Linked DNA regions of Homo sapiens: region 2 is linked to region 1. A link is an interaction called in ENCODE POLR2A ChIA-PET data of the cell type or tissue named here. Cell type or tissue: Caco-2. All regions are shown on one strand.

What was found. ChIA-PET counts read pairs that join two places held together with the same protein. Peaks named below come from ENCODE experiments on the same cell type or tissue, not always from the same donor. Only the 100,000 strongest peaks of a DNase experiment are listed, where the experiment ranks them.
Region 2: POLR2A ChIA-PET joins it to region 1 with 5 read pairs; 2 of 35 experiments call an interaction of 5 or more read pairs at or near these places.

Annotation. Positions count from the first base shown.
Region 1 is chr12:109,306,101-109,314,100 of GRCh38, reverse strand. FOXN4 (forkhead box N4) reads left to right here and starts at 4,817. Exons shown (of 10, transcript NM_213596.3): 1 at 4,817-4,982; 2 at 5,777-5,865. The coding sequence starts at 5,780. It also overlaps a transcript of MYO1H not described here. RefSeq lists a silencer at 1,401-1,601. In Caco-2, no CTCF peak of the experiment used is centred here; a DNase peak (open chromatin) is centred at 6,868; H3K4me3 peaks cover 1,809 bases.
Region 2 is chr12:108,742,221-108,750,220 of GRCh38, reverse strand. It overlaps LOC105369969 (a long non-coding RNA gene), which reads right to left. Exons shown (of 3, transcript XR_945328.4): 2 at 2,546-2,777. Among named protein-coding and RNA genes, the nearest start is that of CORO1C, 15 kb to the right of the region's middle. In Caco-2, no CTCF peak of the experiment used is centred here; no DNase peak of the experiment used is centred here.

The sequences.
Region 1 (8,000 bases):
CCAGTCTAGGCAATATGGTAAAACCCCGTGTCTACTAAAAATACAAAAATTAGCCAGGCATGGTGGTGCGCGCCTGTAATCCCAGCTACTCAGGAGCCTGAGGCAGAAGAATCACTTGAACCGGGGAGGCAGAGGTTGCATTGAGCCAAGATCCCACCACTGCACTCCAGACTGGGGAAAAAGAGCGAAACTCCGTCTAAAAAAACGAGAAACAAAAAACTCCAAAGAAAACACTTTTCATAAAGGAATGCCTGGACATATTGACTAAAACCATCACAAAATTAAATGAGGTTATTATAAAAGGATGGAAAAGAATTAAAAAAAAAATGCTCTTGCAACTTGCCCAGTGCACATTTGTGGATCATAGTCCATAACAGGCTTGATTTTGTTAGCTGCTATGTCCACTTTTCTGGGAAGTAGAACAGAACAGTGATGAACCTGGATCTGGGCTGAGGTTGTAGGATGATATCACAAATGTGCAAAGACATTAGAGCATTCCCTTCCCGGAAACATCCAAGGGTTTAGCATCCTCTTATTAAATAAGACATATGACAACAATAAGCATTTCTTCTGCAATCGCACTCCCAAAGAATGATCATACACATATCAGTCATGCTAACAGCAGCGGAGATCAATGACCAGTGTATTTTCATGGTCTCCTAAAGGGGAAAAAAATAATCTGTGCTCCCATCTTCTGAAGTTGTTGTTGGACATTAAATGGCGGCTCCACAGTGCCACGGAACTGTACATCTTAGGAAACCAGAATTCGAAATTACTGGCATGCACCTTGGAGAGGGGGCACTGGATAAACTCTCCTGTGAGAACTTGTGGGGTTTTTTTTGGTTTGTTTTTTTGAGACAGGTTCTCACTCTGTTGCCCAGGCTGGAGTGCAGTAGTGCAATCTTAACTCACTGCAGCCTCAACCTCCAGGGGCTCAAAGCAATCCTTCCATCTCAGCCTCCCAAGTAGCTGGGACTACAAGCATGCACCACCATGCCTGGCTAATTTTTTGTTTATTTTTTTTGTAGAGACAAAGTCTCACCATGTTGCTCAGGCTGGTCTCGAACTCCTGAGCTCAAGCATCCACCCGCCTCGGCCTCCCAAAGTGCAGGGATTACAGCCCTGAGCCACCACACCCAGCCTCCATTGAGAACTTTCTTATAAGAAAATATCACCTAGCTTTTAGGAATTGACAAAGCAAGGGAAAAAAGTGCCTATAAATCTCCAGGGTACTATGTGCCAGACACAGCCCAGGGTGCCATGGCCCTGGAGGGTTCTAATTTAATGGTTCAAGTTAAAAAAAAAAAAAACAAAACAAAACAAAAAACAAACAAAAAAAACCTTGGTATTTCTGCTTCATAGACATGCCCTGCAGTTCACTAGACCAAGCCAGCGGTCAGGGTCAAAGAAAGAGACCTGATCATTACTACAAATCACATATTCCAGACCTCACTCCCTTTTCCTCCTCACCATTGGAAAACTAGACCAATAAGCAAAGCAAAAGCCAAGGACTTGGGAAAAAGGAGAAGAAACGGTCATGACCTGATAATAAAACTGAACTTCTAGGCCGGGCCGTGGTGACTCACGCCTGTAATCCCAGCACTTTGGGAGACTGAGGCGGGCAGATCACGAGGTCAGGAGATTGAGACCATCTTGGCTAACACAGTGAAACCCCGTCTCTACTTAAAACAAAACAAAACAAAACAAAACAAAACAAAAAATTAGCTGGGCGTGGTGGCAGGCGCCTGTAGTCCCAGCTACTCGGGAGGCTGAGGCAGGAGAATGGCGTGAACCCGGGAGGTGGTGCTTGCAGTCAGCCGAGATCATGCCACTGCACTCCAGCCTAGATGACAGAGCGAGACTCCATCTCAAAAACAAACAAACAAACAAAAAAAAAAACTGAACTTCTTGATCAAATAAAACCTGCTTTCAGCTTGCCAAGTGAGTTAATACTCTTAATCCTTCAGTACAAACACTGTTTCTACACATTGCATGTGAGGAACTGGTGTTCCCAGTTATGACTGAGTTGATTTATAAGCTTATCAGCATCATGAACAAATATTTCTTACATAGCCATGGGCATCTTAGCTTTGAACAGACCATGCAGATAACAGATCAGGCAGATAACTACACTGCTTAACTATCAAACCTAAGCAACCAAGACGCAGATTAGAGCATTTTCCACTGCATAGAACTGGAAAGGAAAGCCAAAGCCACATACCTATTGCTTTTTCTTTCTTCTGCAAGATTTCTTGTATAATCGGAGGTCTGGTAAACTGGGTTTGTGTTGGGCCTCGTAGAAATCGTGCTAATAGGGAATCTGAAGAAATCAGGACCAATATAAGGCCTGGGATCCTCTCCCTACACCGGAGCAAATGATAATGTGTAATGAAGCTATGGACGCAGGTGAATTTCACATTCTTTCATTTAAACAAAACAAAACAAAAAAGGTGGGTATTGGCCGCCTTTAGCTCAGTGAAAGCATCACCTAGTACAGGTGTCCTCATTTGCTTGACCATAAAATCACCTGAGGCACTTATTAAAAAATAAAGATTCCTAAGCCTTGCATTTTATGGTTCTGATTTCACCCCAGGTGACCTACTACAATTGAAAAATGCCATGTATTTATATAAGGGAAAAACAGATTGATCTAACAAAGCGAAAGCAGTGTTTTTGTTAAGTTCCCTGGGTTTTGTAGCAGTAGGTGTTTTAGTGGCAATATTTTTACCAACCAGGCCTGAAGCAGTGAACTCAAAAATCTCAATTTTTTAATTAAATGGCCTCCCCAACACCCTCAACCTCCCACCCCACTCCTTTTTAGTGGGAGGGGCTGTCTTTTAGTGAAGGATTCTTGCTTTTCTTTTCCATATTTCATGAGTCTACAGAACTCACAGACTGGATGCCTTTTATTTTAAAAACTTTACTGAATCCATCAGCTTTCAGAAGAGACAATTTCTTTCCAAACCATTCTGAAGATATAAAATTACACCTTAATGAAAATGACTGTGACCTCACAAGGAGGTTGTCAAGTCACCCACGTTTCCTTACAACTCCAAGAAGGATTAACAGAAATAAACCCAAATGCTTTGAATGCTTACAACTTTACTGGTGAATTAATTATATGTCATTCAGGGACATTCAAAGCAACATAAACTATGTAAACCACTTTCCTAACCGGTCAAAACACACATTTTAAATACATGCTGGTCGCGGGAGATGAAAACTGAGAAAGTTTCATGACTGTGACCTCAACTAACATCTGTAAACTACATCTTTTTCCTCCCTAGAGAATGAAAGCTGATCTATTTACTCCTGGCAGAGAAGAAAGGAGGAAGGACGTCCAGGTGCTACCAGAAAACCATTTGTGAGGACATGGACCAGTGCCAAGGTCACAGCCCACCTGAATAGAACTTGAAATCCAGGCACACCCAGTCCAGGGGAGCCCTGAGTTCTTCCTGAACTTAAACACTGGGTTTAAAAAAAAAAAAACAGTCACAGGTGCGGGGACACTGGTCCCCTGCCTGCTGCGAAGTAGATAACGCGAGGACAGCCTCAAAACAACTCCAGACGCTTCGGGTGCCTGAGCCTCACTCGGTGGGGGCGGCGCAGAGGTCCACGTGCAGTACGCGAGCTGGGGAGGTGCGGGAGCCCGCGCTCTGCCCGTGCGCCGCCGACCCACTCACTGCCGCTCGGGGCTTTGGGTTCCCCCCATGCAAAAGGAGGACCATGCTATGTCATCAAGGGCTGATGCGAAGAAGAACCCAGAAGCAGGCGTCAATAAGTAACGAAAGAATGGGGGTAGCCGTGCCTAATATCGTTGCTGCCGTGGCAATTACTGCAACGGAGGCTTGAGAGTTAGGGCGCCAGAAACGCAAACTTTCCAGGGGACCAAACTCATCCAAGCCTCCTAAGGGGCCTGTGGAGACCTCTGCCCGCTCTGGGCCCCGCCGCCGTCCGCGGTCCGCGCCACCTTTCCCGCGGCTGGCTCCAGGCGGGGCGGGGCAGCGGCGGCGCGGGCCGGGCGGCGGGGAAGGGAGGGAGCGCGGTTGCACACGCGGGCCACTGCCCCCAACGGCTGCGCTGGGCTCGCGGCGCCGTACCCCGAACGCCGCAGCCTCCGCCTCCGCCGCCGCCGCCACCGCCACCGCCACCGCCGTCGCCGTCGTCGCGGCTGCCGGGGCCGCCGAGCCCCGCCGCACTCGCTCCGGGCGGGCTCACCCTCCTCGCGGGACAGGGGGGCGCAGCGCGCAGTCCCGGGGAGCCCTCCTCGCCTCGCCGCCGCGCTGGGCCCGGGCCCCCCCTCGCGGCCCCAGCAGGTGGAGGCGCCCCGCGCCCCGCTCCGCAGCCCCCTCCCGCTGCGCGCCAGCCCGCGCGGGCGCAACTTTCTTAAAGGGACAGGTGGACCGAATCCGCGTCCACCTGGGGCCCCGTCTCTGCCTCCCGGCCCGTCCTCCACTTTGGGGGAGAGAGGGGGTTGCAACAGATCTCTCCGCCCGCCCACGTCCTTTGCCCCAGGCGGGATTGCAAGTTTTAATGCACCCAGCCTCCTTTTGCAACTTAATTCCCTTGGCCGAAATCACCCTCCCACTGCTCCTCAACGCATGCTCTCGGGCATGCAGTTGTTGTCACTGTTGGCAAAGTTTGAAGAGGGGTCCCTACCCCTGCACTCCTCCGCCCCGCCCCCCTCACACACACCCCCCCCCCAGAACCCCGGGGCGTGCAAGGCTCGCGGCTGCTGGGAAACGCCCGCTGCAATCCCCTTGACCCTGCCCTGTAACTGACCCTTGGGGAAAAGCCCCCCGCACGGCTACTGCGCATGCTCTGAGCTGGACAGCTCCAGAGAGGGAAATTTAAAAACGGTTCGAGCTGCGACGGCGGCCAAATTGCGGAACGCGAGGGGCGAGCGCGAGGGAGCCCCCCTCCGGAACCCCTGCCCACCCCCGGAGCGCCGGCAGCGGCGGCCCCGCGAGGATCGGCTCCAGGTACCGCCTTGCAGGGTCGGCTTTGCTCCCTCCTCCCGGGCAATGCCGGGCATTGCATTTCCAGGGTAGAGACCCGGGCGCAGGGGCTGCGGGGCCGCCTCCCTCTGCTCCCTTTTCCTCCTTCCTGGGAATCCTTCGATGGCTTTGGGGGCGGAACTGAGGCTTTGGTGGGCTTTTATGTTGGTTCAGGCTTGGAGTTTGAGAAACTTAGGGAACTCAAATATTTTTATTATTTTTTTAAGGCAGTGTTTGTGTGTTGCGGGGACGTGGGTGGTTGGATTGGTTTTCCAGTAAGGGCTTGTGGCATTTCTGAAGGCATTTCAGGGCAGGAGCTTGCGGGGATTATTCCCTTTGCAAGTGGGAATTTGTTCCCCCAGAGAAATACACATGTCACATCCAGCTGCCCCTTATTTTGAAAGTGATCATAACCAAACTGAGGTTGAAAATATAAGGCTTGGAAGGAAATCGTTTTTCTGATTCCTATTTTGTGAGTCCACATTTTCCAGGTTTGACATTTGGATTCTAGAGCTTCCCTTGCTCTTCCCCCATTAATTCGAAAGAACCGGGAATTTCATTTCATTCTCTTCATTTGTTTCTAAAACGCTGTAGAATTGCCCTGGGAAAGTGACCTGAGATGCCCAGGAATCCTCTAGAACTTTTTTCTTTAAAGAAAAAAAAAGTGTTCTGTGAGTTGATTGTGCTCCATCTTTCTGAATTGCGGGAAAACTGTGGGTTTCTGCCCTGTCCATATCGTCGCTGATGGGAGCTTTGTTTTCTGCTTGTCTTTTCCCAAGGAGATGATAGAAAGTGACACCTCATCCATAATGTCAGGAATTATTCGAAACTCAGGGCAAAATCACCACCCCTCTCCACAGGAATACAGGTGAGGGCTCCAACAATAACAAACTATATATTTTTTAATTGCTCAAAGTGTTTGTATGCTGTTTATGGTTTCTGAAACTGCCCAAGAACTATTGTTATGTTCAATTCTGTGATTTTTGCGGGAGAGCTGGAAAGTCTTGATTTCAATGTTGGTCTTGCTAAGGGTGTCTGGGCCACAACCTGGCCCAGTGGGACCACGAAATGCCTGCTGTCTCTTGTCCCCTCCAAAAGAGGTCCGTTTCTGCATTTGATACTGTTTGGGCATCCTGGTGAATGTTAAGATGACAATAGCAGCTACTGCTTCCCCTCCAGTGGCCTTAATGGGGGCTGTGGGAAATGCTCCCCCACCCCCTGCCAAAAAAAAACCTTCTGGGAGGAATTGGGTTCTATCCTCCACAGATGTTAAGAAAGTAGTCAGATATGCTAAGTTCTCAGCCAGGCTGTGTGACATTCAGCAAGTCCTTTGCCCTGGGCCTCACTTCCTCATCATTTAATTGATCTTGTTGAAGTAGATGATCTTAAGGTTTCTTCTAGGCCTCATGTGTTTGAAGAGTAAATTAGATGGAAACTGAGGCCTTGAAACAGGGTGAAGCAAGGTACAACTGAGAGGATGCATGGAAGCCTTCAGAGCCCTTCTGTCTTTTTTTGTCTTCAAACATCATAGCCAAAAAGGCCTTTAGGAGGTCAACCAGTCTGCGCACCCCCTATTTTTTTTACAGTTGGGGAAACTGAGGCCAAGAAAGGGGAAAGGGCTTGTCCAAGGTCTCCAGGAGGGAAAAGGAGGAAAAGGAAGGACCTGGAGTCCCCTCCCGGCCTCTTTCCCCTTGAGGCCAGGGAGCCCTGACCTCGTTTCCAGGGCTCCCCCGACAGAGCAAGCAACATGTCTGTAGGCTGAGGGGGCACAGTCCAGATTACGGAATGGGGACAGGACCAGGGCTGGCCTGGGAAGAGCAGGCTGTCACCTCCTATCAGCCCTGTTTACCCAGGGTTTGTCTGGCCCCCCCGGGGTCACTGCAACTCACCAGGAGTGCCTGCTGGGACAGACCGCAGCCCGCAATTAGAGGGAGGCTGCTTCCTGAGGGCTGTGGGCCTGGAAGCTGCCTTCTGAGATCCAAACGAGGACACAGATTCAAACAGATATTTGCAGAGAGCCTGCTGTGTGCAGAGCTGGGGCCAGGTACGTGGCAGTTTGCAAGCACCTACTGTGTGCCATCCCCCATCACTCACCTCATCTCGGGAGGTTGCTCTGATGAGCCCTGTTGTATAGGTGAGGAAACTGAGGCTTAGAAAAATGAAATGGCTTCTCCCAAGATCACACAGCCAAGGGCCTCTAGGCTTCCTTCCAGCACTCTCAGGGTTTAAATAATGCCAAGTGATTTAGTGGCAGTGTAAGGGTTAGCAGCTTAGGCTCTCAAGTCCATTATAATCCCAACTTCTCTGGCTACGTGGAGCTCTCTGAGCCTCAGCTTCTTCATCTGTAGAATGGGGATAGAAATAATACCCACTGCATGGAGTTGTTATGACAATTTAGTAATCATTTTTGGCTCTGCCATTCACCAATTATGAGCAGATTCACCTGTGAACTTTCATAGTTTTGTGCAATGGGGATAGTAAAAGCTAGCTCTGGAGGGTTAAATGATATATGTATCATATTATCTATGAAGGCACCTGACACCCAGCAGGCACTGAATGTATCCAGGGTGAATCTACTTCTGCCCTCCTAGCTGCAAGCCTGGGCGAGCGCATCCTTCCTCCAGGTTGGCTTTAAGAGCTCAAAGACATTGAATCTTACTGTTGCCTAAAAGCGCCCCTTAAAAGCACTGGAGATAGGGGAGTCAGAGAGTGAGAACAATTGCTAGGATTCAGACACGTGCAGGTTCAAAGCCCAGCTTTAGGCAGGGCCGGTGACTTGCTTTTGTTTCTCATCTTTAAAATGGGCATGATCACAGCTCTTCCCTCATGCAGTTGCTGGGAGGATTAAGTAAATAAAGCTTGTAGAGCAAGAAACACATAATCAGTAGTTGCTGTTGCTGTTACCACTTAGTTACATTAGAGAGTCCAGCTTCCCGCAAGAGACGCGTCTATGGAGGGCTCTCACGGTGGGAAGTGGGGAGGAACTTGGAGGGTGGGAGAAAC
Region 2 (8,000 bases), 560 kb after region 1:
GGTTGCAGTGAGCCGAGATCATGCCACTGCACTCCAGCCTGGGTGACAGAGTGAGTCTCTGTCTCAAACCAACAAAAAAATTTAAAAACAAAAAAGACAATAACTTTTCTGATTTCCAATGACTGAATGTACTTTGCAGAAAAATTAGAAAATACAGAATGGAAGATATGAAAAATAAACTTACCCATTATGATGGTTAATTTTTTTTTTTTTTGAGACGGAGTCTCCCTCTGTCACCCAGACTAGAGTGCAGTGGTGCAATCTCAGGTCACTGCAACCTCCATCTCCTGGGTTCAAATGATTCTCCTGCCTCAGCCTCCTGAGTAACTGGGACTATAAGCGGGTGCTACCACACCCGGCTAATTTTTGTATTTTTAGTAGAGATGGGGTTTCATCATGTGGCCAGGCTGGTCTTGAACTCCTGACCTCAGGTGATCCACCCACCTTGGCTTCCCAAAGTGCTGGGATTACAGGCGTGAGCCACTGTACCAGGCCAGTGGTGGTTAATTTTATGTGTCAATGTAACTGGGCCACAGGATGCCCACATATCTAATTAAACACTATTTCTGGTATGCTTGGGAAAGTGTGTTCAGAAGAGATTAACATTTGAATCGGTGGACTGAGTAAAGCAGGTGGCCTTCTCCAATATGGATCATCCAATCCATTGAGGGCCTGAGAATAAAAAGGCTGAGAAAGGTTGGATGCGCTCTCCCTCTGCCTGTTTGAGCTGGGACGTCAGTCTTCTCCTGCCCTCGGAGCTCCAGCATCTCAGGCCTTCAGACCTGGACTGGAATGTCCACCATCGGGCCTCTGGTTCTCAGGCCTCTAAACTACACCACTGGCCTCTCTGAGTCTCCAGTTTGCAGATGGCAGATTGTGGCACTTCTCAACCTCCATATTTGCATAAGCCCAAAGTTTGTGGTGTTTTTTTTTGTTTTTTTGTTTTTTTTTTTGAGACAAGGTCTTGATCTGTCACCCAGGCTGGAGTATGGTGGCACGATCACGACTCACTGCAGCCTCAACCTCCCAGGCTCAAGCAATCCTCCCACCTCAGCCTCCCAAGTAGCTGGGGCTACAGCTGCGCACCATCATGCCTAGCTAATATTTGTATTTTTTGTAGAGACGAGGTCTCACTATGTTGCCAGGGCTGGTCTGGAACTCCTGGGTTCAGGCCATCCTTCTGCCCTGATCTCCCAAAGTGCTGGGATTGCAGGCATGAGCCACCATGCCTGGCTAAGGATTTCAGTGTATGAATTTGGGTGGGACACAAACTTTCAGACCATAGTGTACATTTTCACTGTATGTTTACTGCCACATATTTAATGTTTGTGTGCTTTTTTGGTATGACTTTTGTGTTTAAAATGATCCCCAAGTGTAGTGCTAAAGTACTGTCTATCTAGTATCCCTAAGCACAAGAAGGTTGTGATGTGCCTTATGGGGAAAATACATGTGTTAGATACACTTCATTCAAACATGAGGTATTATGGTATTGGCTGTGAGTTTGATGTGAATGAATTGAACATATATATATATAGAGATTTTTTTTTTTTTTGAGATGGAGTTTCGCTCTTGTTGTCCAGGCTGGAGGGCAATCGTGTGATCTCAGCTCACCGCAACCTCCGCCTCCCAGGTTCAAGCAATTCTCCTGTCTCAGCCTCCCAATTAGCTGGGATTACAGGCATGCATCACCATACCCGGCTAATTTTGTATTTTTAGTAGAGATGGGGTTTCTCCATGTTGATCAGGCTGATCTCGAACTCCCAACCTCAGGTGATGCGCCTGTCTCAGCCTCCCAAAGTGCTGGGATTACAGGCATGAGCCATCGCTCCTGGCCCAACAATATATATTAATCAACAATACTTTATATGGTGGCTTTGGCCAGGTGTGATGGCTCATGCCTGTAATCCTAGGACTTTGGGAGGTCGAGGTGAGAGGATCACTTGAGCCCAGGAGTTTAAGACCAGCCTGGGCAATGTGGCAAAACCCCGTCTCTACCCAAAACAGAAGAACTAGCTGGGCATGGTGGTACATGCCTATAGTCCAAGCTACTCAGGAGGTTGAGGTGGGAGGATCACCTGAACTGGGAGAGGTTGAGGCTGCAGTGATCCGTGATTGCTCCACTGCACTCCAGCCTGGACAACAGAGTGAGACCCTGTCAAAAATAATAATAATAATAAGGGGGGTGTCTTTAAACAGAAACACACATAAAAAAAGCTTGTATATTGATTGGTTGACTAAAATGTCGTGACCAAAAGCTTGCAGGCACCTAACCATGTATTTCCCCTAGGAGCAATGGTTTAGTATTTGCTAATTCAGTGTTCTTGGTGACTTTGTAGAATAAGTACCATGAATAATGAGAATTGACTCTATCTGTGTATGTGATCATGAGAATTACTTTAGGATACATTTCTGGAGTGAAATTATTGGGTCGAAGTAGAACACCTTTTCTGATGTCTTTTGGGTTTGTATCAGGTAGCTCTCACTGTGTAACAAACCTCCCCCAAATTCAGTGACTTGAAATAATATGTATTTATTATTTACTCACAAGTTTAAAGCAGGCTGGGAGGTTTGGTTGATCCGGATTGGGCTCGGTGGGTCTCTGCAGGGCTTACTCATGTTTGTGGTTGATGGGGTTTGGCTGGTCTAGGATAACCTCACTCATGTGTTGGAGTTGATGCTTCTCTTCTTCCAGTAAGGTTGCCTGGGCTTGTTCACGTGGCAGCATCAGGGTTCCAGGAGAGCAAGTGAAAATGTTCAAGATCTCTTGAGGCCTAAGCCTAGAAATGCCAGGATAGTTATTTCTGTTGCATCCTATTGGCCAAAGCAATTTAGAAGACCAGTCCAGATTCAAGCACTGGGAAACAGATTTTGTCTCTTGATGAAAAGAGCTGCAAAGATATATTGCAAAGGGCTCAAGTGATCCTCCCACCTCAGCCTCCCAAAGTGCTGGGATTACAGGCATGAGCCACTGTACCCAGCCCAGACGCTGTAGTTGTCTTTTTTTTCTTTTCTTTTTCTTTTTCTTTTTTTGAGACGAAGTTTCGCTCTTGTCACCCAGGCTGGAGTGCAATAGCGTGATCTTGGCTCACTGCAACCTCCGCCTCCTGGGTTTAAGCAATTCTCTTGCCTCAGCCTCCTGAGTAGCTGTCAGGCACTGTATTTTTAAGGAAACTTTTATTTTAGGATAGACTTTGATTTACAGAAAAGTTGCAAAATAGTACAGAGTTTCCATATAACCCCACACCCAGTTACCTCTGTATTAACATCTCATGTTTCTATTTTATGTATTTTTTTCATAGAGATGGGGTCTCACTATGTTGCCCAGGCTGGTCTCAAACTCCTGGGCTCAACTGATCCTCCCAAAGTGCTAGGATTACAGGCGTGAGCCACCGCAACTGGCCGATTTTTTTTTTTTTTTTTTTTGATCTGTCTCTAGGCTGGAGTGCAGTGGCGCAATCTCAGCTCACTGCAACCTCCACCTCCCAGGTTCAAGCGATTCTCCTGCCTCAGCCTCCCGAGTAGTTGGGATTTCAGGTACGTGCCACCATGCCCAACTAATTTTTTTTTTTTTGTATTTTTAGTAGAGACAGGGTTTCACCATGTTGGCCAGGATGGTCTTGACCTCTTGACCTCGTGATCTACCTGCCTAGGCCTCCCAAAGTGCTGGGATTACAGATGTGAGACACTGCACCTGGCTGCCTGGCCGATTTTTTTATATTTAATCAGAGTAGGAGCTGTGCAGATCCCTGAGCCAGAGGTTTTCTCTGGTGAATCAGATCTTAAACTTTTAATGGTTCCTCTTATTCTTAGACACGGAGAAGGTGGCACACTCTATCAAGAAGTAGACTCAGTGCAGTGGGGCCAGCAGTGTGGCCATGAGCAAGAGGCTTTACCTCTCTGAGCCTCAGTTTCTTCCTCTGTAAAATGGGGATTAAAAAAGCCATTTCACTGAGTTAATGCCTGGGAAGTTGGTATCACTGGCCTGGTGGGCGGTAAATGCTTAATAAGTACCAGCTCAACTGTGGTATTTATCTGTATTAAGGATCAGTAGCAGGTGCTCTCGCAGACATAATCTCAGATGAGCATCATTTCTCTCCACTGAAGAGATGAGGAAACAGAGGCCCAAAGAGGTGGCATAACTTGACCAAGATCACAAAGCCAGGAAATGGCAGGACTGGTCATCACACCAGGGCTTCTGGCATTAGCTCAAACCATCATGGCTACCATGCATGGACTCAGCCCCCAGCATATGGTGGGCCCTGAGCCAAGTGTGCAACCTGCATTTCCTCATGGATGTTCCCACAATGCCATGAGGTGGCATCAGAGAAGGCGGAATAGAGAGTAGGGACTTCCATTCCCATCAGGTGGTCATGAGGCCTCTCCCTGTGGTTCAAGTGGCCATCACATGAGGAGTGTGCATTTCTACTCCCATCTGACAGTAACGATGTGCTCCTCCTTCTCCCCCATCGGGTGCTGTCAGGGGAGGCAGCAAGGAGCGTTGGGACTGTCGCCACTGCCTGGGAACACTTTCCCATGATGTCAAAGGAAGACACATGGGGAACACCAGTGAGGCACTTCTACCTCTCCCAGCCAGGAAGGTATCAGCAGAGCAGGTGGGGAACCACAAGTCCCACTTCCACCCAGAAATAAGAGAAGTCTCCCACCCTGCCCATCAGCTTTCATCAGAGGCTGACTGGAGAACTTCCACCCCTCCTGGCATTAATGAGGAGGAACTCCCACCCCCACTCTGCTGTAGTGGTGTCAAGTAGCACCATATAAAATGAATGGAAGATGTATGGGAGGCCAAGATGGGAAGATTGTTTGAGGCCAGGAGTTCGAGACCGGCCTGGGCAACATAGCAAGACACTGTCCCTATAAAAAAAATTTTTTTAGGCCAGGCACAGTGGCTCACACCTGTAATCCCAGCACTTTGGGAGGACGAGGCGGGTGGATCACCTGAGGTCAGTAGTTCGAGACCAGCCTGGCCAACATGGGGAAACCCCATCTCTACTAAAAATACAAAAATAAGCTGGGCATGGTGATGCGTGCCTGTAATCCAGGCTACTCGGGAGGCTGAGGCAGGAGAATCACTGGAACCCGGGAGGTGGAGGTTGCAGTGAGCTGAGATCACACCACTGCACTCCAGCTTGGGTGACAGAGCAAGACTCCATCTCAAAAAAAAAAAAAAGTTTTTTAAAAGCCAGGTATGGTGGTACCTGTAGTCCTAGCTACTCAGGAGGCTTGTAGGAGGATCCCTTGGGCCCAGGAGTTCAAGATTACAGTGAGCTATGATCATGCCACTGCACTCCAGCCTGAGTGACAGAGCAAGACTGCATCTCAAAAAAAAAAAAAAAAAGTTTAAATGAGATCCAGAGTTTCATAACATAATACCTAAAATGTCCAGGTTTTGATTGAAAATAACTCACACAAAGAACCAGGAAGATCTGAAACCGAATGAAACAAGACAATCAATATGTGCCAATGCAAAGATGATAGAGATGTTAGAATTAGCTGACAATGTTTTTAAAGCAGTCATCATAGAAATGCTTAGCAACCAATTGCAAACGTGACTGAAACAAATGTAAGAAAATAGAAAGTCATCAGAATCAGATCTGATGTTTATTCTCTCTCTCTCTCTCTATCTATTTATCTGTCAATCATCTATCTATCTTCATAGTCTACTGGTGTTGTCATTTTACCAGTTCAAGTATAGAGTCTTATCTCCCTTATGTTTTCTTATACTCTTCTGTTTGTATTATAATTGTCTTAAATATTTCCTCTACATACATTTAGAACCAGATTAGTGTTATAATTTTTACTCTAACCATTGGTCATAATTTAGAAAACTCAGGAAGAGAAGAAAAGTCTGTATTTACTTACACTTCAGATGACCACGTTCTTTCTTCCCTCCTAATGTTCCAAGGTTCCTTCTTCTATCATTTCCTTTCTGTTTAGAGAACTTCCTCTTTCCTTTTTTTTTTTTTTTTTTTTTTTTTTTGGCAGTCTTGCTCTGTCATGCAGGCTGGAGTGCAGTGGTGCAATCTTGGCTCACCGCAACCTCTGCCTCTCAGGTTCAAGTGATTCTCCTGCCTCAGCCTCCCAAGTAGCTGAGATTACAGGCACACACCACCACACCCGGCTAATTTTTATGTTTTTAGTAGAGATGGGGTTTCACCATATTGGCCAAGCTGGTCTCCAACTCCTGACTTTGTGATCCACCCGCCTTGGCCTCCCAAAATGCTAGGATTACAGGCGTGAGCCACTGCCACCGGCCTCTCTTTCCATTCTTTTAGGGAAGGTCTACTGGTGACAAATTCTCTTACTTTTCCTTCATCTGAGAATGTCTTGATTTCCTCTTCAGTAGTGAAGAACATTTTCACTAGATATTGTTTTCTGGGTTGATAGTTCTTTCTTTCAGCACTTAAAAAATGCTGTCCTGGCTGGGCATAGTGGCTCATGCCTATTATCCCAGCACTTTGGAAGGTGGAGGTTGGAAGATTGCTGGAGGCCAGGAGTTTGAGACCAGCCTAGGTAACACAGCAAGACCCCGTCTCTACAAAAAAATTAAAAATTAGCTGGGCATGATTGTGCATGCTTGTAGTCCCAGCTACTTGGGAGGCTAAGGCAGAAGGATTGCTTGAACTCAGGAAGTCAAGGTTGCAGTGAGCTATGATCATGTCACTGCATTCCAGCTTGGGAGACAGAGCAAGACCCTGTCTTAAAAAAAAAAAAAAAGAAGCGGTGCCACTTTCTTCTGAGATCCTTGGTTTCTGATAAGAAAACTATTGTTGTTCAAATTGATTTTCTATGATAGGTAGGGTATTGTTGCTCTCTCACTGCTTTCAAGATTTTTTCTTTGTCTTTAGTTTTCAGAAGTTTGACTATGATGTGTGTTGGCGTGAGCTTCTGTGGGTTTATCCTGTTTGAGTTTTGTTTAGCTTCTGTAGATTTTTGGAATCTTTATTCCAAATTTGGGAAGTGTTTGGCCACTATTTCTTCAAGTACTTTTTCAGCCCCACCCTCTTTCTCCTGTCCTTCTGAAATTCTGATGTCACGAAAGCTAAGTCTTTTGTTATAGTCCCAAGGTCCCTGAGGTTCTGTGTAGTTTTTTGAAAGATAACAGAATAATCTCCAAACGCTTGGAAACTAAACAACACTCTTATAAGTAACCCATGTCTCAAAGAGAAAGTTTCAAAGGAAATTTAAAAAAACATTAAACTGAATGAAAGTGATAATACAACATATCAAAATTTGTGTCGTACAGCTAAACAAGGGCTGAGAAAGGACTTCATAGAACTACATGAAGTCTATTTTATCTTTTTTTTGGAGACCGAAGTCTATTTTCTCTCTATTGTTTTCAGATTGGGTAATTCCTATAGCTCTGTCTTCAAGTTCATTGATTTTTTTCCTCTGCCCCCTCTATTCTGTTGTTGAGTCCACCCATTGGATTCTTTTAGTTATATTTTTCAGTTCTAAATTTCCATTTGGTTCTTTCTTATATCTTCTATTTTTTGTGGATATCTACCTGTATATCTCTATCTATCCATCCATCTATAATGTGGTACCTAGAACAACTACTAAAAGTGCTATGCAAAGAGATACACTCAAAAACACTATAGATAAATCAAAAGAAACTCTAAAAATCCCACAGGAAGGCAGTAAGAAGGAAACAGAAATGAAAAATAGAGAGAACAAGCACAAGCACAAAATAAAACAGCAGACTTAAGCTCTAATATATCAATAATTACCTTAAATGTAAAGGGTCTAAACACACTAATTAAAGACAGAACTTATGGCTGGGTGCAGTGGCTCATGCCTGTAATCCCGGCACTTTGGGAGGCTGAGGTGGGTGGATCACCTGAGGTCAGGAGTTTGAGACCAGCCTGGCCAACATGGCAAAAAAAATTAGCCGGTTGTGGTGGCATGTGCCTGTGGTGGCGTGTGGAGGCTGAGGCAGGAGAATTGCTTCAACCCGGGAGGCAGAGGTTGCAGCGAGCAGA